4 separate regions of the Homo sapiens genome follow, and all the other regions are linked to region 1. The links are chromatin loops, found by intact Hi-C in ENCODE. Cell type or tissue: heart left ventricle. All regions are shown on one strand. Each heading gives the region's core, and the rest is flanking DNA. Links, peaks and the distances in the headings are about the cores only.

Region 1 (5,341 bases), core at 188-5,187:
ATGACACCCTTCTAGACATCTGTAGCATTCCTCCTTTCCCTCCACTTTTCCTATTAGCTTTTGCTTTCTTGCCTTTTACAGGGTTTTGTTTTGCCTCTTGGTAGTTTCTTTCCTACGGAAAATTCTCCCTCTGATCTTTCCAAGTCAAAGGCTTCAGCAAACATTTGTTGAACGCGTGGATTGTGCTAGGTGGGTGTTATGGACCATGGAGAATGCTAGAGATGTAAGACATGCGCTGTCCAATCGCAGCGCAGGTTGTGTTGACAGGTAAGATGAGGGCTGTGGGGGAGCCAATGTGCACGTTCCACTGGGCTAATGTGCTCTTCACCTTATTTAGGCTCTTGGCTTTGGGATGTGTAAGACTTTGCTAGACAGAGAAGGGGTGGGGTGAGAAGATGAGGAAGGTGCACCTTTTATGGAGAGGCTTTCCTTCCTCTTCACAGCAAACCATACCTGTACTACATTGACTTCCTTTGCTTTCCCAGGTGACATCTAGCTCATGCTGCAAGCTCATCTTGTTAATCATAAATGCTAGTAAGTTAATATTACCCATCATATATAACATGACTTAATTTTAACAATTCAATGCTTTATCCCCAAAAGATGACTTAATGGTGACAATTTCAATCCCCATTGTAGGATATTTTGGAGACAGGCAGTCCTTTCAATGTCATATGTGGGTGCTTCCTTAGGCAGGTCAGGGGTGAGGTGGAAATGAGGCTGGGACCCTGCTCACTTATATAGCAGGCATCGTTCTCAATACCAGGCTTCAGGGGGCTTTTTGGTCTAGCCATTGGTATGAACTGCCTCAAGAATAATCCCTTCATCATTGTGGTCACAATTCAGGTAGAATTGGAATAATCATCCTCTCCACTCTGCATTAAACCAGGCAAAGTTTCCATCTCTGGGTACCATTGTCTTTCTTGATGGACAGGGTGAGTCAGAAGGAAACTTACTCACTCCCATTCATTTTCTGCTTATTATTTCCTGCAGTGAGGTTTCCTTGTATAATAAACAGCTTCTGTGGGTGTTTGAGCTGCTCTGAAAAGAGAACATGCTGTTCCTGTGTGTAGAATGCCTTCTGAAGGAAGCATCACAGTGAACACAGAGCAGAAGCTTGGCACACAGGTGGCAGAAGTTTGTCTGCAGTGTTCTGCATAGAGCAGAGAGTCAAGCCATTTTCATTCTGATTGATTGGAGGCATGGTATGGAGGTAAATGGGTCCTTGGCCTCTCTCCTGGATTCAAGTCCTTCTTAGCCACTGATAGGTCATGTGACCATAGGGAGGTTGTTTAACCTTCCTGAACATTCATTTTCTCAAGTATAAAATGGGGGTAATAGAATTTGCCTTATAGGCTTGCGTATAAAATAAGAATTATTGAGAGAAAGCGGGGCATAAATGTCCAATAAGCGGTAGCTGTCTATGAAGCCACTGTTGTTACTGGGTTCCTTTCTCACTAGGTGGCTTCAGGTAGCTGACAGAAGCTCTGTGAGCCTCAATTTCCTCACTGGAAAAGTGGAGTCAATATCTCACTGAGCTGGTGTGAGGATTAAATGAGATGCTGTGCAGGTGCTTAGCACAGCGTCAGGTATGATGTTAATATTGATAGATGCATTTTCTTCACCCTCACCTATCTTTTTCTGCCTGTTGGCTTATGGTTGAAATTCCTTCATGACGGTTTCCATTTCCAGAGATATCTTGTTAACAAGTATATACCACCAAATGAAGCTGATTTTTTTTTTTTTTTTTTTTTTTGAGACAGAGTCTCGCTCTGTCGCCCAGGCTGGAATGCAGTGGCGCGATCTTGGCTCACTGCAACCTCCGCCTCCCATGTTCAAGCGATTCTCCTGCCTCAGCCTCCTGAGTAGCTGGGATTACTGGCATGTGCCACCACGTCCAGCCAATTTTTGTATTTTTAGTAGAGACGAGGTTTCACCATGTTGGTCAGGCTGGTCTCAAACTCCTGACCTCGTGATCCACCTGCCTCGGCCTCCCAAAGTGCTGAGATTATAGGTGTGAGCCACCATGCCTGGCCATGAAGCTGATTTTTTTAAACCATCATTTAACATTTTCTCCATAAGGTGGCAAGGAGGAAGAGCATATGGGGACTGGGTACTTTGAGAGACCCCAGGACAGGAGACAGGGAGGCTGAGATTGGCATGTTGTCTGCTGCAGTTATTTGCCAGCGACACACTCTTCCCGTCCAAACTAACTTCTCTGCCTCAAGGACAGGGAGACTCTGCCTTTCAACCTGAGAGAAACCAGGACTCTCAGCTTTAATGAAAATTGGACTTAGGGTGGGGCAGTGGAGACTTTTCACAGCTATTGTTTAGCTGATGAAGCAGATGCTTCTCCATCTTTGGAGCCTGTCTTCATTACCTGTGGACCTCATCTTTATCAACCCAGAGCACACTTGCGTCTCTCTATTTTGGCTAAACACCAAACAGCTGAGGCTGGTACTGTAAAACTTTCCCTCCAAATGCCCCCCCTCGTCTTCCTCTATTAGAGATCTGGATCACAACCCTCAAAAACCATGTCCCTTATGCCACCTGAGTAGATGGTTTGATGATTAATTAGGCACAGATGTGACACTGGGGGGTTCTCACAATGGCCTGTGGGTCACATGCTACTTTCCTTTTCATTTTCATCAGCAACAGCTGCCTTAAAGCCAGTTAAGACTGTGGTCCTAGTCTCGCACCCTGGGGCTCCTGCTGGGGTGGGTGAGGGGAACACCCCATTAAGCTGGGGGAACTGGGGCTGCCACCAGGGGGCGCGAGGGGCCTTCGCCCGAGAAGAGGGGTGGGCAGGTGCCTCCAGCGGAGAAGGGCGCCGTGGCCGGAGGCACAGGTCTCCCCGGTGCCACTTCAAGTGAGTTCGAGGAAGTACCTGGGATCTTTGATCTAACGCGAAAGGCCTTCCCAGTGACCTCTTGAGAGCTGAGAACCCACTCCCTCCACCTCTAGTCCACGGCTTTGCCACTCCAGGGCCCGAGGTTACGTTTGCTGCTGGGGATTTGACAAACCCAAAGCCTCTCTGGTTTCACCACTGGCTCCTTAGAATCAGACATCTGTTCTGAATGACACTTATGTGAGTCAGGGGCTGAGGACGTGATCCTCGAAGTGTGGTCCCCAGACTGGCTGTATCAGTGTCGGCATCCCCCAGGACCTGGTTGGAAATGCATATTCTCAGGCCCTACTCCAGACCTCTTAAATCTGAGACTGGGGCTGCGGGGAGCGCCATCTGTGCGCCACTATCCTTGTGGGTGGACCAGGAGTCGGTTCGAGGGTGCTCCCACTTAGAGGTCACGCGCGGCGTCGGGCGTTCCTGAGACCGTCGGGCTCCCTGGCTCGGTCACGTGGGCTCAGGCACTACTCCCCTCTACCCTCCTCTCGGTCTTTAAAAGGAAGAAGGGGCTTATCGTTAAGTCGCTTGTGATCTTTTCAGTTTCTCCAGCTGCTGGCTTTTTGGACACCCACTCCCCCGCCAGGAGGCAGTTGCAAGCGCGGAGGCTGCGAGAAATAACTGCCTCTTGAAACTTGCAGGGCGAAGAGCAGGCGGCGAGCGCTGGGCCGGGGAGGGACCACCCGAGCTGCGACGGGCTCTGGGGCTGCGGGGCAGGGCTGGCGCCCGGAGCCTGAGCTGCAGGAGGTGCGCTCGCTTTCCTCAACAGGTGGCGGCGGGGCGCGCGCCGGGAGACCCCCCCTAATGCGGGAAAAGCACGTGTCCGCATTTTAGAGAAGGCAAGGCCGGTGTGTTTATCTGCAAGGTAAGCGCCCCTTCGCTCGAGGTGTGGTTTAATTGTCTCATTTTGTTTGAAATCCTGCGGTGAGAAACCAGTCGTGTTGAGAACAATAAAAGACCAAAAAACGATCACCAAAACCAACTGTCCTGAAAGCTACTGGAAAGTTGGAAAATGCATGCTTTGATTAAATGTCTTCATTCAAGACACTGGCAAGTTAACTTATTTAGTTTGTGCCGTGAGCTCTGGGTTGATTGTGCTAATATGAATAACTGAAAAACATTTTATTTCCCTATGGTTTTCCTCGATGGACTTCCCCACTATGGGTGAAATGACAATGGAGTTGAATACACTTTCTGATTGAACTTTGAGGGCCTGGGAAGATGTACACGTCTCAGGCAAGATGATAGGGGTTTTAAAATGTATTAATTGGCATTCCTTAGCCATGTCAGCAAGCTGCGTTCCTCCTTTCCTGGGCAGACCAAGCTAAGCTCTAACTGGTCTCCTTTATTTGCTGAAGAGGAGTCCAACAACTGCCCTCTAACACCCTGCGTGTTATTCTTATTGGAAGGACAATATTAAGTCAAGTGAATGTCATTTTTGTGAAAAAACTTTGAGTGGACTTCTATTTAGGAAGATAAGGTTGATTTAATTTTACTCGCTGTTTAAAAAGCAGGATTGTGTTTTGGTGTGGTAGGCAACATTTTGGAGGACAGACTTTGCCTTATTTTGTTATATTTCTAGTATTTACATGGGCATTCCATTAGAAAGTTTTACTTTTGCTCTAAGTTTCGTAACTCGGTGTCTAGTGAGGGGAAACATGTTTGTAATTTAAAAAGTGAACATGTGAAAGGAAAGGCTTTTCTGAGAGTGTTGTAAAACAAATGTAACGTGACTATGAAAAGAACATGATTAACATCTTTGACTCCTATTTTTTCTGAAGAAAATGTATTTTGATATGAGTTCTAGAAGAAGGAAACTATAAGGATCTGTTCATCAACAGGCATTAGAGTATACACCGTAGGATTGCATTTTACGTTCAAGCATTTTTTTAGATGAATTTCTGAAACATTCTTATTTTAAAAGCCATCAGATGCTTGTTAACACTTAAGTCTTGCTCAAGACATAGAAGTTTCTGAAATCAATTAACATGTTTAGGACACATTTCGTAGTGTTCTGAGGGATGTGAATAAATCTAATCACAGTTTACATTTCTTAATGTATTTATAATTCAGAAAAGGTAGAATTTAGTAGTAAATTCAACTCATAACCATATAATTAACATTTAATAGATATTGATATGTTCACTTTTAAGAATAAGAAGGAAATTTTCTATAAGTGTATGTTGAACACATAATAATTCAAAATTCATGTGATAATTTTAGGTGATGCTTTGAGTCGTTTTATAGAATATAAATATGGATAAAATATAAAATACTGAAGGCTGAACTCAAAGTGTTTAATGATAAGTTTTTGATAATACATCTAGAAACCTTGAGAATTGTATGCTTGAACGTTAGATTTCATAATTCAGTGTCTAGCACATTGTTTTATATGCAATAGCACTTTAAAAAAATTAGGCTACAGCAGTATAATTTACA
Region 2 (5,219 bases), core at 220-5,219, 260 kb after region 1:
ATTCAATCACCTCCCACTGGGTTCCTCCCATGACATGTCGGAATTGTGGGAGTTACAATTCAGGATGAGATTTGGGTGGGGACACAGCCAAACCATATCAATAACAGACACACATTACTGACCACACAGATTTAAAGTGATATAATTTTCTGTATTAAGAAAATAATTTAAAGCCCAACCTCTATCCCTTTTCATCTCTTCCTCTCCAGAACCACTGTTCTAAAGTCTATACACACACTTTTATACTTTCACTACATATGTTAGTATTCATATAACATTGCTTTATGGGTTTTTAATTCTTACTGAAATAGAATCATGGATGTATCATGTCATAACTTGTTTTTTTCCACTCAGCAGTAGGTTTGGAGGTTTATCCATGTTAACAGATTATACATCTAGTTCATTATACTGAATGAATGAAAATGAATTTTTCATCTGTTAGACTACTGTGGAAAACAATATTGTTTCCAACTTTTCATATAATAGATAGTGCTGTGATATATACCCTTGTATGATTCTTCTTGTGCATGTGTGGAGTTCCTTAAGATATCTATGTAGAGTAAAAATTACTGGTAGTAGTGTGCTTCCTTTGATTCTCAATAGATAGTTATTGATTTATCCTCCACATTGAATTACTGTTTATATTCCTACCAGCATAGTGATATTTTCACTATTTTCTTTTCTTTTTTCTTTTTTTTTTTTTAAGAAAGGGTCTTGCTCTGTCACCCAGGCTGGAGTGCAGTGGTGTGAACATGGTTCACTGCAGCCTCAATCTCCTGGGTTCAACTGATTCTCCTGTTTCAGCCTCCCAAGTTGGTGGGACCACAGGCACACACCACCACACCCAACTAATTTAAAAAATTTTTTTCTAGAGATCGGGTCTTCTATGCTGCTCAGGCTGGTCTGGAACTCCTGGGCTCAAGCAATCCTCCTGCCTCAGCCTCCCAAAGTGCTGAGATTACAGGCATGAGCCAGAGCACCTGGCCTGAGCTACTCTTCATATGTTCATTGGACATACGAGTCCTGCCTTCTGCGAACTGCTTTTGCATATCCACTGTCCATTTTTTATTGTGTTGTTAGTGATTTGGGGCTATTTTTTTGTATTCTGGATATTAATCTTCTAATAGTTACATGCATTGTCATTATCTTTCAGTAGATTGTCTTTAAATTTTGTGTATGATGTCTTTTGTTGAACAAAAGCATACTGTTTTAATCTAGTCAAAATTTGTCTCTCTTTTCCTGTTTAGGCTTGTGGTTTTAGGGCCTGTTTAACAAAGTCTTCTATGCCCCAAGATCACAAAAATGTTCCCTTATATTCTCTTGTAAAGATTTAAATATTTTCTCTTCACATTTAAGCTTTTCTTTAATATATTTTTGTTTGAAGTTTGAGATAGATAAACTTTCAGTCTTTGTCTCAAAATGTATTTTGCCTCATTCTAGAATGATAATTCAGCTAGGTTGACAGCTATTTTCTCTTAGGTTGACAGTTCCTTGAAGAACTTATTTGCACTGCCTTCTGACTTTCCATGTTGAGAAATTTATTATTGACATACTTGTTTTATTAGAGGTAATCTTTTTTCTCTAGTTGCCTTTAAGATTCTTCTTTTTGGCTCTGGTGTTTTACTATTTTAAGTACAATGCATTTAGATAAGAATTTATTTTTATTTAGTCTGTTCAAGGCTCTCTGTTCTTCTTGAAACAAGATTCATATTTTTCCTCAATTTTGGAAAATTCTAAGTTTTGCCTTTCCTCCAATCTCTCTATTCTCTCCTCCTAAAGCTCTTATCAGAAATGTGTTCAATCATTGCAGTATAGCCTCTGGCTCTCTTAAAACTCCCTCCTATTTTCTGCCATATATATATATATGGCAGAAATATATACACATATATATATTTCTGAAAATATTTCAGAAAATATATACATATATATGTATATACATATATATATATATATATTTTTAACCTCACTTCTACAGTAGGGGATATGTCTCTTTATAGATGTTGGATTTTGTGATAATTTTCTCAGTCATATATTCTAACTAAGTCTCTTCAGACTATGTCAAATTTGCTGCTTAATTTGGCCAAAGCAATCTACATTTAATGACTTTTTTTGTTGTTTGTTGAAGTCCCTTATGATTATTTTTCAAATCCGTCCTTTTGTTCTCAAAGTACTGTATTCTTTCCTTATGATTTCAATTTCTTCTTTTTTTAATTACTAATCATTTTAAACACGTTATGGTAAAATATCTTTCAGATTGCTGCATTATCTCACTTTCTTAGGGTATTCTCTCATTTGATGTGATGAGTACTCCTCCTTGTGGTAGAGTGTTCCTTTGTGCTATTTATTTATTCATTCATTCTTACTAATTATTTGTTATCAGACTTTACTTTTTTTAACCTACTTGTGGGAATCTCTTTGGCCTGACTGGTAGGTAAGTAAGTAGATAGACAGACAGATTAGAGACTGATTGTCATGTTAATTTCTTGGCTAGACCTGCTCCACAATGCAATTAGTATAAATTTAGACTCAAAACCTGCTTAAGACATAGGGTTGATTTAGGTTTCTCATGCAAGACCTCTTATTTCCATGTGTAACTGGAAAAAGAAGCTTCATAGTCCTTCTCTGGCTTGAGATTTTCCTGGTCTACTTTTCCCCAAAGGTACAAGCTTTTCAAGGGCCCGTGTCTATTCTGGAGTATCTATCAATGAACAGCCTCTCTTTGAGCCCTTATAAATTCTAAGCCCCTGGATATCTCATTCTTTCCCTTCTCCCATGCTCCTAAAATTTCCCTACTTAAAACAGAAATTATACTTAGCATAAACTCAAGACAAAGTATAATTTTAAAGAGTGTACTAAAGCCTACATATTGAGCTTCTGAGCATAAATAAAATGTTCAAAGTTAATAATAAATTTAAAGTGGAAAATGACCATTCTATCAAAGCATGGTTGGGCTACATGGCCAACAACGTCTACTCTTTTTTTAAAATGTTGCTTTTTCTCAAACATGTATCTTTCCTTTCATTTGGGTCTGTTTGGAAAAGAATAGGAGGTGAGAAGAATATCATGAACTCCTCCTAAGGGCAGGACCACGACATTTTGATCTTTACATCCCCTGACTCACAAAGTGAACATTCCACTTCAGCATTGAAAACACTGAGCTCTAAATGACTGAGCATGGTCTCCAGCTTGGCCAACATGTTAGCACAGTCACAAGAGGCAAGTCAGTAACCTTCACTATCCCTTTTCCCATTCAGGGGCTATGGCCCATGGCTATGGTAACTTTGTGACAGGCAGAAACCTAAATCCAATACTTGTAACCTGGCAACAATGGGGCAGAGTGTCATACCAGCTCTAAAGGATGTATTTCTTTTTTCTCTAAAGCTTTACAATATAAAGCAGTGAAAAACAACTCTTGCATAAGCATACATCATCACCATTAGAGACAAAACCAAAAGCCAGATCAACACAGTCTCAGAGGCTGCCAATTTCTTAGTATAACATCTAAAATGTTAATGTGACTCGTAAGGCACAGCCAGCCACACCTACCTCTCAGGCCTCATCTCTGTCACTCTCCTCTGCCATCTGCCTCCTATGTTGCAGCCACCGTGCCCCAGTCAGCTTCTGAAATTCCTCACGCTCTCTCCCATCAAAAGAGGAGACAGTGCTCTCCCTCTCCCTCTCCCTCTCCCTCTCCCCACGGTCTCCCTCTCCCTCTCTTTCCACGGTCTCCCTCTGATGCCGAGCCGAAGCTGGACTGTACTGCTGCCATCTGGGCTCACTGCAACCTCCCTGCCTGATTCTCCTGCCTCAGCCTGCTGAATGCCTGCGATTGCAGGCGCCCGCCGCCACGCCTGACTGGTTTTCGTATTTTTTTGATGGAGACCGGGTTTCGCTGTGTTGGCCGGGCTGGTCTCCAGCTCCTAACCGCCGAGTGATCCACCAGCCTCGGCCTCCCGAGGTGCCGGGATTGCAGACGGAGTCTAGTTCACTCGGTGCTCAATGGTGCCCAGGCTGGAGTGCAGTGGCGTGATCTCGGCTCGCTACAACCTCCACCTCCCAGCCGCCTGCCTTGGCCTCCCAAAGTGCCAAGATTGCAGCCTCTGCCAAGCCGCCACCCCGTCTGGGAAGTGAGGAGTGTCTCTGCCGGGCCGCCCATCGTCTGGGAGGTGAGGAGCCCCTCTGCCTGGCTGCCCAGTCTGGAAAGTGAGGAGCGTCTCTGCCCGGCCGCCATCTCATCTAGGAAGTGAGGAGCGCCTCTTCCCGGCCCCCATCCCATCTAGGAAGTGAGGAGCGCCTCTTCCCGGCCGCCATCCTGTCTAGGAAGTGAGGAGCGTCTCTGCCCGGCCGCCCATCGTCTGAGATGTGGGGAGCGTCTCTGCCCCGCCGCCCCGTCTGGGATGTGAGGAGCGCCTCTGCCCGGCCGGGACCCCGTCTGGGAGATGAGGAGCATCTCTGCCCGGCCGCCCCGTCTGAGAAGTGAGGAGACCCTCCGCCTGGCAACTGCCCCGTCTGAGAAGTGAGGAGCCCCTCCGCCTGGCAGCCACCCCGTCTGGGAAGTGAGGAGCGTCTCCGCCCGGCAGCCGCCCCGTCCGGGAGGGAGGTGGGGGGGTCAGCCCCCCGCCCGGCCAGCCGCCCGGTCCGGGAGGGAGGTTGGGGGTCAGCCCCCCGCCCGGCCAGCCGCCCCGTCCGGGAGGGAGGTGGGGGTGTCAGCCCCCCGCCCAGCCAGCCGCCCCGTCCGGGAGGTGAGGGGCGCCTCTGCCCGGCCGCCCCTACTGGGAAGTGAGAGGCCCCTCTGCCCGGCCAGCCGCCCCGTCCGGGAGGGAGGTGCGGGGCGCCTCTGCCCGGCCGCCCCTACTGGGAAGTGAGGGGCCCCTCTGCCCGGCCACCACCCTGTCTGGGAGGTGTACCCAACAGCTCATTGAGAACGGGCCATGATGACAATGGCGGTTTTGTGGAATAGAAAGGGGGGAAAGGTGGGGAAAAGATTGAGAAATCGGATGGTTGCCGTGTCTGTGTAGAAAGAAGTAGACATGGGAGACTTTTCAGTTTGTTCTGTACTAAGAAAAATTCTTTTGCCTTGGGATCCTGTAGATCTGTGACCTTACCCCCAACCCTGTGCTCTCTGAAACATGTGCTGTGTCCACTCAGGGTTAAATGGATTAAGGGCGGTGCAAGATGTGCTTTGTTAAACAGATACTTGAAGGCAGCATGCTCGTTAA
Region 3 (5,341 bases), core at 272-5,271, 95 kb after region 1:
TGTACCAGACACACAGAATATAATCCCATAAAAACCTTCCTTGGTTAGAAAAGTTGCTTTTCTTTCAATTCATTGCCTTTCAAAACTATATTAACAAAACACAACAAAGATCAGTTAAAAAAAGACATAATTAAAAAAATCTCATTAACCACCAAGATTAAGGTTTGCATCTTAAACAGTATTCACACAGTTTCACAAAAAGCTACATGAATGTGGGAGGGAGCACTCAAGAGACAGATATAAGAACATGGAAAGGTGGTCAGTTTTCTCTGGAAAAAGCAAACCAATGTTATGGAATGTGAGCACGTGAAAACACATAGATATACGGGGAAGGCCTCAGTCAGTGCATATCGCGGACACCGTACTCTTGCAAGAGCTCATTTCTGATTGTCCCACCTGCTGCTCAGCGAGCCTCTTCTGGATCTCTTGATCATCGCAGACATCATAAACAACAGGCTTGGAAAGCTCAGACTCAATTCGAGCCAACCAGGTGCGAAGGTTGCTCATGTTTTTGTCCAACTGCTGAATAAAAGCAAAGGTCTCCTTCAGCTTCTTCACCCTACACATATTTGCAGAAAAACAAAACGAAACAAAAAAAAACCAGTGATGGAAAACAAAAGCCCAATACTTAGTGGTGGAAGAATGTGCCAGTAAGAGCATTGCAGGGTAAAAAAGAATCTATTTTGCTTTGATTTTATATCAGAACAACTCTCATGTCACCAGATACGAGTTCTCAGAGAATATGTGAAGCTTTGCAAGGCTGTTGCCTCTGTTGATTTTCAAAAGGACTGAGAGTTAATCCACCCATGCAAATGGAAGTCCTATCATTCCCAGAGTGAGAGCCCCTGAGACCCAGTTCATCTTCCTGGGGCTCCAGAGGTGAGAAGATATGCCATTTTTTCCTAAGTGAAAATAACCACTCCTGACTTCTGCCCAGTTTCTGCCGTGGGTATGCCTGAGACTGCAGCAGCCGGTGATCTACCCTGGGAGATTAAAGATGTTACACGCCTGGTTCACTTGGTGGTATTTGGTCCACAAGGCCTCTCATGGGACCCTCCTCTCTGAGTAAGCAGAGAACATGTGCCAAGCCCTACCGCTTCAGTATGAGGGGTTCACCCAGCCGTATACATTGAACCAGCCCATGCGGGTAGATTATGGGGCATCTCTGTCCGTCTAAAAGGGAGGGGGCAAAGGAAATCTGCACGCAAGCGCAGTTCTAAATGTGATCTCCCTCGCCAGTCTGCCTCAGCTCCCATCCGGCCCAACTCGGCGTGGAGCAGATTTGAAAGCACACGCATGGCATGAGTACAACTTGGCGTGCACGTCCACATGCTGTCAAGGGGACGTGATGTAGCTGTTGGGGGAAAACAATCTTTTTCTGACATATATACTAAAATAAAATGCTCCAATAAACCGCTTTCCTTAAAGTCCTAAAGCAGAGCGAGGTGAGCCAGGATCTGTCCTGGCGTTCTGTGGGATTTGTAGTTAATTTCAGACATTTAAAAGTAATGGCTCCAATGGAAAGTTCCCACTTATCAATACTTACGTTGGGAGATGCTGTCAGAACTGCACCCCATAGCTGGGAGCACTAGAGAGATAAATGGGTGCACTGACCCTAACTCTCAGGAAGCATTGTGCTCCATGCCACCATCACCTCTTACTTGACCGAACAACCTCCTCTCAGCCCCCTAGACTTCCTGCCCACCTTTGGTTCTGTAGCCAAAGTGTAAGTAAGTTCTAGAAGGCAAGTCTGATCCACGCTCAAAGCCTTCAATAGTCCCTGCCCTACCCTGAAAAACCGGTTCAGCCCCTTGATCTCTGTACCTCAAGCATTCAGGGGCCACTCTGCCTCTAACCTTGCACTCTCTCAGACACTGTGCACCCACCAGGACAGGGAGTGCCATGGCCAGGCTGCAGCCGGCCAGTTTCCGCCGCACTCACAGCACCTCCCACAGGGCCTGGTGGGCAGGAAGCTCTCCACAAATGCTTGGTGAATGGACAAATACGGACAGGCACTTCCATGGGACTGACTTCTAGTTCCATTACCAGCTACTTTTAAGATTTAGTGAAAGTCCTTTCACCTCAGCCCCCTTATTTCAAGTACACCCGCAAAGCTGCTTAAGCTTCAGGGAAGTGGTAGCATCGGGTGAGGTGAGGGCCGGAACTCCAGAGGCAAGCAGACCTGGGCCCAAGTTCCATTCTCCCATCTAAGAGCTCTGCACCCTGCAATGTACCTAACCGCTGACTCTGAGTTTCTTCATGATCTGTAAAATTATCCACCTTGCAGGTGGCGGTGAGCTTGAAATAAGAGGCTGCATGTAAAGTCAGCTGCACAGAGTGAATGCTGGACCACATGATGCTACAATCACGCTTTATTTACAAGGCATTGGACCTCACAAAGTTCTTTCATCAGTGTTTTATTCTCAAGGGCAAGCTTGGAAGAAGGACATGTGGTCTGGAGGTGGAAGAACACAGACTCTGTGGTCAGGGCCTGGGTTTGCGTCCTGGCCATGTTTAATGCCATCTATAAAATGGTGTTAACAGTAGTACCTTCCTTCACTGGGTAGCTGAGGGGACTGAATGAGATATAACATGTGAAAGGCAGAATGCCTCGGAGATAAATGCCCAGCAACTTACAGTTGTGATAAGTTTCAAGGAGCCATGTTTTCCAAATTACATTCTTACTGCAAACACCACAAGGATACGTTCCCTTCAAAGCCACAGATGATTTATTAAAAAGAAAGTAACAGAATCCAGGACCAGGCCTGGATACAGCTGTAACCTAGATCCTGCCTTCATTCCTATGGCTTCAGAGGTACACCCTCCTCACCCCAGTATCTTGCCACCTTGATTGCCCTGGTTCCAAAAAGAACACTCCAGACAACTACCAGGGTAGCTGAGAACCCCTGGCACTGTGGGACAAGGAGTCCTCCAGGCAGTTCCTGAGGGACTGCCCTCCTGGAAGGCTCTGCTGGAGAAGAGGCCCAGCCACGAGAGCTTCCCGGGGGTGGGGGAAGGGCTCAGGCTCGTGACCTCTGCACAGCTCTCCTGCCCTCCCCACTTCTCCCTCTTCCCAGAATGAAATCTCCCACGGCCTTCATCTAGCCCCTGACCCTATTCCACCCTAAGAATCTCAGCCTCTTTCTTATTTTGAAAAGAAGAGGGCTAGAATCCAAGTATTTATTTATATATATTTTTCTTTTTCCTTGTTTCCTCTCTTCTAACTTAAAGCAATTAACACACCGGAAGAATTCAACTGGTTAAATGAAAGGAGCTAACTAGCAACACAACAGCCTGGGTACAGATCCACAGGACTGTGGTGATCTTGAACTGTTAACCCTGGGGGTTAGGTGTGCAACACGCAGAGGGGGTATGGAGAAGGTGGGGGAATAATTTGCTTGGTTTCCCCAGGGCTGTGGTATCCAAAATGGGGTGCTCAGAACAAACCAATGGGGTGTAGGAATAAAATATGAGACTGTCTACTGTCATCCCATTCTTTTAAAATTTCTACAATGTGTATGCTTTAAAATTATAAACTTAATTATTAAAATAAAACATCTATATCCCACGCTGATGGCCACATGTGCTAGGCCTGTTGTGCTCCATGTTAGCAACTCATGTACTTTTTTTTTTTTTTTTTTTTTTTGAGACAGAGTCTCTATCGCCTACGCTGGAGTGCAGTGCTGCGACATGGGCTCGCTGCAACCTCCGCCTCCCAGGTTCAAGTGATTCTCCTGCCTCAGACTCCTGAGTAGCTGGGATTACAGGCACCTGCCACCATGCTCAGCTAATTTTTGTATTTTTACTAGAGACAGGGTTTCCCCATGTTGGCCAGGCTGGTCTCGAACTCCTGACCTCAAGTGATCCACCTGCCTCAACCTCCCAAAGCGCTAGGATTACAGGCATCATTTCCTCTTCATAACAATGCTAGGAGATAGGTAGTATTATTATCCCTACTTGACAGATGAGGAAACCGAGGCACAGAGAGTAAAGAGCTTGCCCAAGTCACATGGTCAATAGCGGAAGCAGGATTCTAACCTGGGTAGTCTGGTCTGGAGCTGCTGTTCTTAAGCACTACCCATCCTCTCACATAATCCCACACACACTAACATGCACATACTGGAGATACAGGATCATTTTGCTGCAGTCAGAGAACATGACCAGAAGTCTGGACTCATAGCTCAGGATACACTGAGGGGTAGGAGCTGATATAGTAGATGCTACAACCTGGGCTCTTAGCAGGTGCCTGGGGAGGAGGCTGGAAGGCTCAATACATGCTGCCCACGTTTCCCCTCCATGATTTTCTTTCAGTAAACACTTAACCATTTGCCTTGTCTTGGATCCTGCACAGACCCTGAGGATTCAGAGATAGCTGGAAGATAGGACTTCTTCCCAGAGAGGTCATCACCTAATTTAGATGTAATGTTGACACTGTAATACAACATAGGAGTTGCTCAATAATAGCTGTTGAAGGAGTAAATGATGTTCACTCATACCTTCCAATTTGTCTGATTTGTCTTCTTCATAAAGAGGTGGCCAAATTAGATTTTTAAAGAAAAGAGGTAAAGACCAGAGCATATCAGAGCCCTTCTGCCACAAAGCAGTGTGCTGCCAGCCTAGGAGCCACTCGTGCTCCTCAGCCCTGGTTTCACACAGGGCCAATGAAGCAGTGACGGACATTCACATCACAGGCATACTTAGTGCAAGTTAAAGAGGGGGGGAAGGTGGGAGGGAAGGAAAAGAAGGTCACCAAGTGACAAAGCACTCATCCAGCCAGGATTTAGCCGGTATATCCCAAACTCCATCCAGAGGCCTAATACCTCCAAATGCCTGGGAATCTAAATGTTGTTCCTCTGATCATCAGGTAACAACTTACCCTGGGACTCATCAGGTGCACTGCTGAGCGTGTATCGTTCTGTTCTGTACAGACACTGTAATCTAATTATCACCTGTCCCAGGTCAGGAAGTATTTGTCTTTTGCCAACCCAGGCAACTGACCTCCACATTGTTGGGCCTTGTTAACACTACTCTTGAAAAATTTAAAATCTCAAGTTAATATCTGGAAATGAGAAAACCTATTCAGAAACCAGACTGCTGGCACACAGAAGCAACCACAACACTGCCTGACATCAACCACCTGAGCGCTTTGCTGCCGTGGCCACCATCTCTGCACTTGCCCAGGTTTTGACCCAGGTGCTCTTAACATTTCTCACATAGACATTTCAACAAATAACCTTTCTCCAGGAAAAAGCAGCATGATTTCCTGAATTAAATTCCAGTTATGAGAATCAGAAAAACAAAATTTTTAGGTACAAAAGCGAAGTCTTCCACCTGCATAGGC
Region 4 (5,341 bases), core at 102-5,101, 140 kb after region 1:
GGCAGGATCTCTGCCAGGTTGTTTCCAGACATGCTGATGTTTGCGAGCTGTTGAAACTTTGCTTCCTGCTGCTTCAGCCTTGCGGCAGCTTCACCATGAGCATTGCTATAGGCCTTCCAGAGCTGGAGCAGACTCTGGGCCTTCTGCAACTGGTCTGCAATGGCTTGGTTCACCTGAGTCCACCTGTCAGTGCAACGCAAATAACATAACCCTCATTCTCTCCTTTCTCTTGTAGCGAAAGTACAATGCACACACTCTACTGGTAAGTTACTAGCAGATGGATCATTAAGAAGACACTGTTAAATGGTTTTTAAAATTAGTGGCATCACCATTATAGAAACCATTATATAAAAATAAATCCAAATTAGGCTATTTACTTGACTTTATAATATTGCACAAAAACTACAAAATGTATGATTGGCAACAAATACCTATGATGTTATGAATGTTTCACTCTCTTTTTTTAAGAGAGGGGAGTGATGAAGGGAGCTCAAACTTTTTTTTTTTTTTTTTTGTAGAGACAGGGCCTTGATATGTTGCCCAGGATGGTCTCAAACTCTGCAGCTCAAGTAATCCTCCAACCTCAAGCAATCCTCCTGCCTCAGCCTCCCAAAGTGTTGGGATTATAGGTGTGAGCCATGGTGCGCCCCGCCTATGAATGTCTCTTTGGCAAAGATGGAGAAAACACTGAACTGTATGCCTGATAAAATGACTCCACATGAAGAGGCTCCCAGTTTATAGAGATATGCTATCTTTAAACAGGTTTTAACTTTGTATTTATATCAAATAAAATTTATTATCTGTTTACACAAATGTTCCTTACATAGAAGTGGAAATAAAGGAAATTGTTTTATTATTCCATATACAGACTCTAGTATCTTGCCTTTCTTCCCTACTTTTTTTTTTTTTCTGAAACAGGGTCTTGCTCTGTTGCCCAGGCTGGAGTGCAGTGGTGCAATCTCAGCTCACTGTAGCCTTGACCTCCTGGGCTTAAGTGATCCTCCCATCTCAGCCCCCACAAGTAGCTAGGACCACAGGTGCATGCCACCACGCCTGGCTAATTTTTGTTTTTTTGTAGAGATGGGGTTTCACCATGCTACCCAGGCTGGTCTTGAACTCCTGGACTCAAGTGATCTACCCACCTCGGCCTCCCAAAGTGCTGGGATTACAGGCATGAGCCACTATGCCTGGCCCATTTAACTTTTAAAAAATATTTTCCCCACGTTAGTAATAAAAGAAAATAAGTAAACCTCATTTTAAGTGGCTGTACAAATGGTCTGTGGGTTTTTTTTTCTTTGTTTCCTTAGTTTAATTGCTAAATTCCTTAGTTTAATTCCTGTTTAGTATGGATAGTTAAGATATTTGTAATTTTTGCTATTATGATAATGCTCAGATACAGTTTTATTCAAAAGGCTTTTTTTCTGTATTTCAAGATATTAGTCTTAGACTAGATTTCTGGGAGAATTACAGAGTCAAAGAATATAAAGATGTAAATATTTGTAAGGCTTTGGGAATAAATGGTCAATCTCCTTTCTGAAAGCATTATATTTACATTCTAACATGAAATACATGAGAATGTTTGCTCCACAATATCCTCAACAATATCCTCGACCCTGCTGATTAAAGAATCAAAGGTGGAAAATAGCACACTGCTTTACTTTTATGCATTTCAAAAATCTTATCAGAACTGTCTTTTAAAATAAGATTTTCCCTAATTATAAATACAACATATATTCACTGTCAAAAAGCAAACAAAATCCCTCCAGATATTTTTCTTTTTATCTATCTATCCTACCTACTTACCAATCCATGAGGAAGTTAAAAAATGCTTGACATCTCATTTATCTAGAGGTAACTACTATTAGCATTTTAGTGTTCTTCTCTTCAGTCTTTTTGTTATGCATGTTTTTCAACATGCCTTCCAACATATTCTTGTGCCAACAAGTGAATGTGTACGTGCAGCGTAACAACTGAGTTCCTTTACCAACAGACTGCCCTGCCATACGTTTTGACGGTAGCCCTGATATTGTATGTGGAGTCAGATGCATTTGCAGGTTCCTCTTAGTCTGTCTCCTCCCCGTCTTCCAATAAAGACTGGATCAAGAGCTAAGGGCACCACTGCAGGGTATATAATTTGGGGTCCCTTGTTCATTACTTGTTCGAAGTTGATTTACAAGAGAGGCTGAAACTGCATACAGGAATAATCAGGAAGGACACTTAAGATAGCATAACTCTTCATCCCTATCTCTAATCAATTGGTTGGAGGCCAACTTTTATATCCCACTCATCAAAATAAAAGCCCTGCAATTAACTAGGGCCACACTCCTTAAAGGGAGCTTTCATATCCCACCATAAGTAGTTCATCAAAGAATTCCTTCCAAACCCACAAATGCCCTCCGCAACAGATACTCTAACATCCCCTTTCTTCCACCTTATAATGTTTCCAGTGATGTTTGAACACCCCCTGCAGGATGCCCATCTGGCCCACTCCTTTGTCTGTTTCTGCCTCTGACTTTGGTGTTTCCGAGATCGAACTTGACATTTGGTCTATACTGTCTGTAAGTGAGTACACTGGGGTTGTTATTAGGCCATTTCTAGACTAATTATACCAAACACTTGTACAAGGGATGTCACAGCCCTCATGACATAGAATCTTACATAGACTAGATTCATCAAAGCAGAAGAGACCAGAACAGTAGGAAACCAGTCATCTCAGAGGAGGAAGAAGACTTTACAATGCCTATGCCCCCTCATTCTTCACAAGTCATTAAGATAAAGATATCTATCATTCAAATTATATCTGAAAGCATACCTTTTATGAGTATTTTGGCATTTCTCTTCGATTATTTCAGCAACAGAGGGGCAGAGACCTTTGAGTTTGCCGATAACCTCCTGGAGTTTCTCCCAACTCCCTTCACTGCTCTCAGCTTCATCTTGCAGAGACTAAGAGACACAAACAAGAAATTTAAGTTTCAGAATGGCCTGGCTACTTCCAAAGAAGGTGGCAGCTTCTCAACACTTGCTACTATGTAGCAATAACACTCAAATCTTACAGCTCTGATAAACTATTAGGAATGTGAAGAAAACAATGGAGAAGGCATTCTTTATTTGAGGCTGAACTTTTAAGTACTAAGTAATATAAAGTACTTAGCACTTAGGCATACTGAAAAAAAAAAGGCCACTCAAAAACCAAAACCTTAAATTGTGAAATAATATGGACATGGAAAATAAAGGAAGATTCAACATTTTCAACTCAAAATTCAAACATTTTACAATGTTTTACTGATTTGGCTCATGTGACTTATTTTGGAATTTCCAGTTATTCTTTTGAAACTGCTATTTAACATGCTTTGTGCTTCTCTGTGGGAGGGCACAAACACAGTTATGCCCGTTACTGTGCTTCCTCCCATTTGTAATTTCCTGCCAATAATGCACCATGCCAAGCTCTGGTTAATTTACCTGAAGGTTCTCCACCTGGCATCTCAAGGTCTCCAATGATAACACCACAGGCTTGCTGTGTTCCATGCAGTACCAGAATCGGATTGTCATCATATTCACTTCATCATAGAGTTGATCATAAATCTTCCACTCCTGTAAAACTGACTGCATGGAGGTTTTGAGCTGATTGACCTAGACAAAAAGTGGAAACGTACTGATTTAGAAAATCACTGAGAAGACATGCTCTCCAACAGATCTACCATTGTGTCCAATTTAGGCATTTCAATTTGAGAGTATTGAAGGATCACCAGTGATTAACTGAAGGTGGAAAGGGTAGGTCAATGCATAAGAACATATCAGAGAAGGCTGTTTTATAATGAGTGAATGAAAAAGAGCCCAAAGATCAGAAGGATCAGCACTGAAGGAGTTCAGACTAGGAAGAGACAGCCCAGGGAAAGAACACTGGGTGAGTATTAGAATTTGTGAGTGCAAGGTTCAGTTATATTCTATTAGCTTTCTGACCTTGGGCAACTTATTGGACCCTAGAGTCAGTTTCCTCATCCACAAAACAGAGATAATAATTGAAAACACAAATAAAATAGTGTCTGTGAAAATGCTCTGACAACAGCACAACATTATAAATGTAAGATGTTACCTGGCACTTAAGTCTGATTATTACTACAGAGCAAGCACCAATTGGAGAGGAACATGCTCTACCAAAATGATGGGCAAGTGCAAAGCAGGAGGCAAGCAATGGTGAATGTATTTTGTCCACTGGTATGTTCTGATAATGATGAAAAAAGTCCAAGCATTCTGTTGCATATCCAAAATGATCTCAGATACAATCAAGAGTATGTAAAGAAAACTTACAAATCAATATTAAAGACAGATAAACTAACTAAAAACTGGGCAAAGGAAGTGACTAAACATTTCCCCAAAGAACATATATAATGGTCAATAAACATATGAAAAGACACTGAACATATACAGTCATTAAGGAAACCTAAATCAAAACCACAATGAGATATTATTTCACATCCACTTTGATGGCCATAATCAAAAAGTCAGATAATAATGTGTTGGTGACGATGTGGAAAAACTGGAATCCTCATACATTGCTGGTGGGAATGTAAAATGGTACAGTCACTGTGGAAAACAGCTAGATAGTTCCTCAAAAAATTAAATAGAGTTGCCATATGACCTAACAATTGTACTCTTATACACACAAGAGAATTAAAAGCGTATGTTCACATAAAAACCTGACACAAATGTTCATAGCAGCACGATTCATGAGAGCCTAAAAATGGAAACAACCCACATGTTCATCAACTGATGGAGAGGTAAACTAAATATGGTATATCCATACAATGGAATATTAGCCATAAAAATAAATGAAGTACTGTAAATACTACAACACCGATGATCTTGAAAACATTATGCTTAGTGAAGGAAGCCAGACCCAAAAGGCTATATAGCATATGATTCTATTTATATAAAACGTCCAGAATAGGTAAATCCATAAGAAGGTAGACTAGTGGCTGCCAGGGACTGGAGAAGGGGAAAAGTGGGGAGTGACTGCCAATGGGTATGGAGGTTTCTTTTTGAGGTAATGAAAATGTTCTGTAATGAGATAGTGGTGATGGCTGTGTATCTCTGTTAATATACTAAACATCACTGAACTATACCTTAGAAGGTGAATTTTATGGTATGTGAATTATATCTCAATTTTTAAAAAGGATCTGGGTTGAAATGGAATGTGATCACTATAGTGGCTCCACAGGCCATCTTTATGGGTAGTGTGATGTGAGTTTTGGGTACAATCACACAGCTCTGCACTCAGACCCTGTTTTCTGTTTAATAACTACAAGGAATGCTGGCACATCCACAGTGACAGGGAGGCTCC

What was found. Peaks named below come from ENCODE experiments on the same cell type or tissue, not always from the same donor. Only the 100,000 strongest peaks of a DNase experiment are listed, where the experiment ranks them.
Region 2: a loop joins it to region 1, with 3 times the contacts of the local background. A loop is called at or near these places in 25 of 110 quality-filtered maps.
Region 3: a loop joins it to region 1, with 2.3 times the contacts of the local background. A loop is called at or near these places in 3 of 110 quality-filtered maps.
Region 4: a loop joins it to region 1, with 5 times the contacts of the local background. A loop is called at or near these places in 28 of 110 quality-filtered maps.

Annotation. Positions count from the first base shown.
Region 1 is chr14:64,292,459-64,297,799 of GRCh38, reverse strand. It overlaps ESR2 (estrogen receptor 2), which reads left to right and starts at 3,429. Exons shown (of 9, transcript NM_001437.3): 1 at 3,429-3,767. In heart left ventricle, for the core only: a CTCF peak has its summit at 2,767 (motif pointing right); DNase peaks (open chromatin) are centred at 2,779, 3,299 and 3,429; H3K4me3 peaks cover 1,377 bases; H3K27me3 peaks cover 1,300 bases.
Region 2 is chr14:64,037,334-64,042,552 of GRCh38, reverse strand. All of the region lies in intron 45 of SYNE2 (spectrin repeat containing nuclear envelope protein 2), which reads right to left. Among named protein-coding and RNA genes, the nearest start is that of MIR548H1, 55 kb to the left of the region's middle. RefSeq lists an enhancer at 4,803-5,219. In heart left ventricle, for the core only: a CTCF peak has its summit at 2,323; no DNase peak of the experiment used is centred there.
Region 3 is chr14:64,198,019-64,203,359 of GRCh38, reverse strand. It overlaps SYNE2 (spectrin repeat containing nuclear envelope protein 2), which reads right to left. Exons shown (of 116, transcript NM_182914.3): 100 at 397-559. Among named protein-coding and RNA genes, the nearest start is that of ESR2, 94 kb to the left of the region's middle. In heart left ventricle, for the core only: no CTCF peak of the experiment used is centred there; a DNase peak (open chromatin) is centred at 2,999; H3K4me3 peaks cover 554 bases; H3K27ac peaks cover 2,921 bases.
Region 4 is chr14:64,156,914-64,162,254 of GRCh38, reverse strand. It overlaps SYNE2 (spectrin repeat containing nuclear envelope protein 2), which reads right to left. Exons shown (of 116, transcript NM_182914.3): 86 at 3,460-3,630; 87 at 2,813-2,943; 88 at 1-183. Among named protein-coding and RNA genes, the nearest start is that of MIR548H1, 64 kb to the right of the region's middle. In heart left ventricle, for the core only: a CTCF peak has its summit at 2,458; no DNase peak of the experiment used is centred there.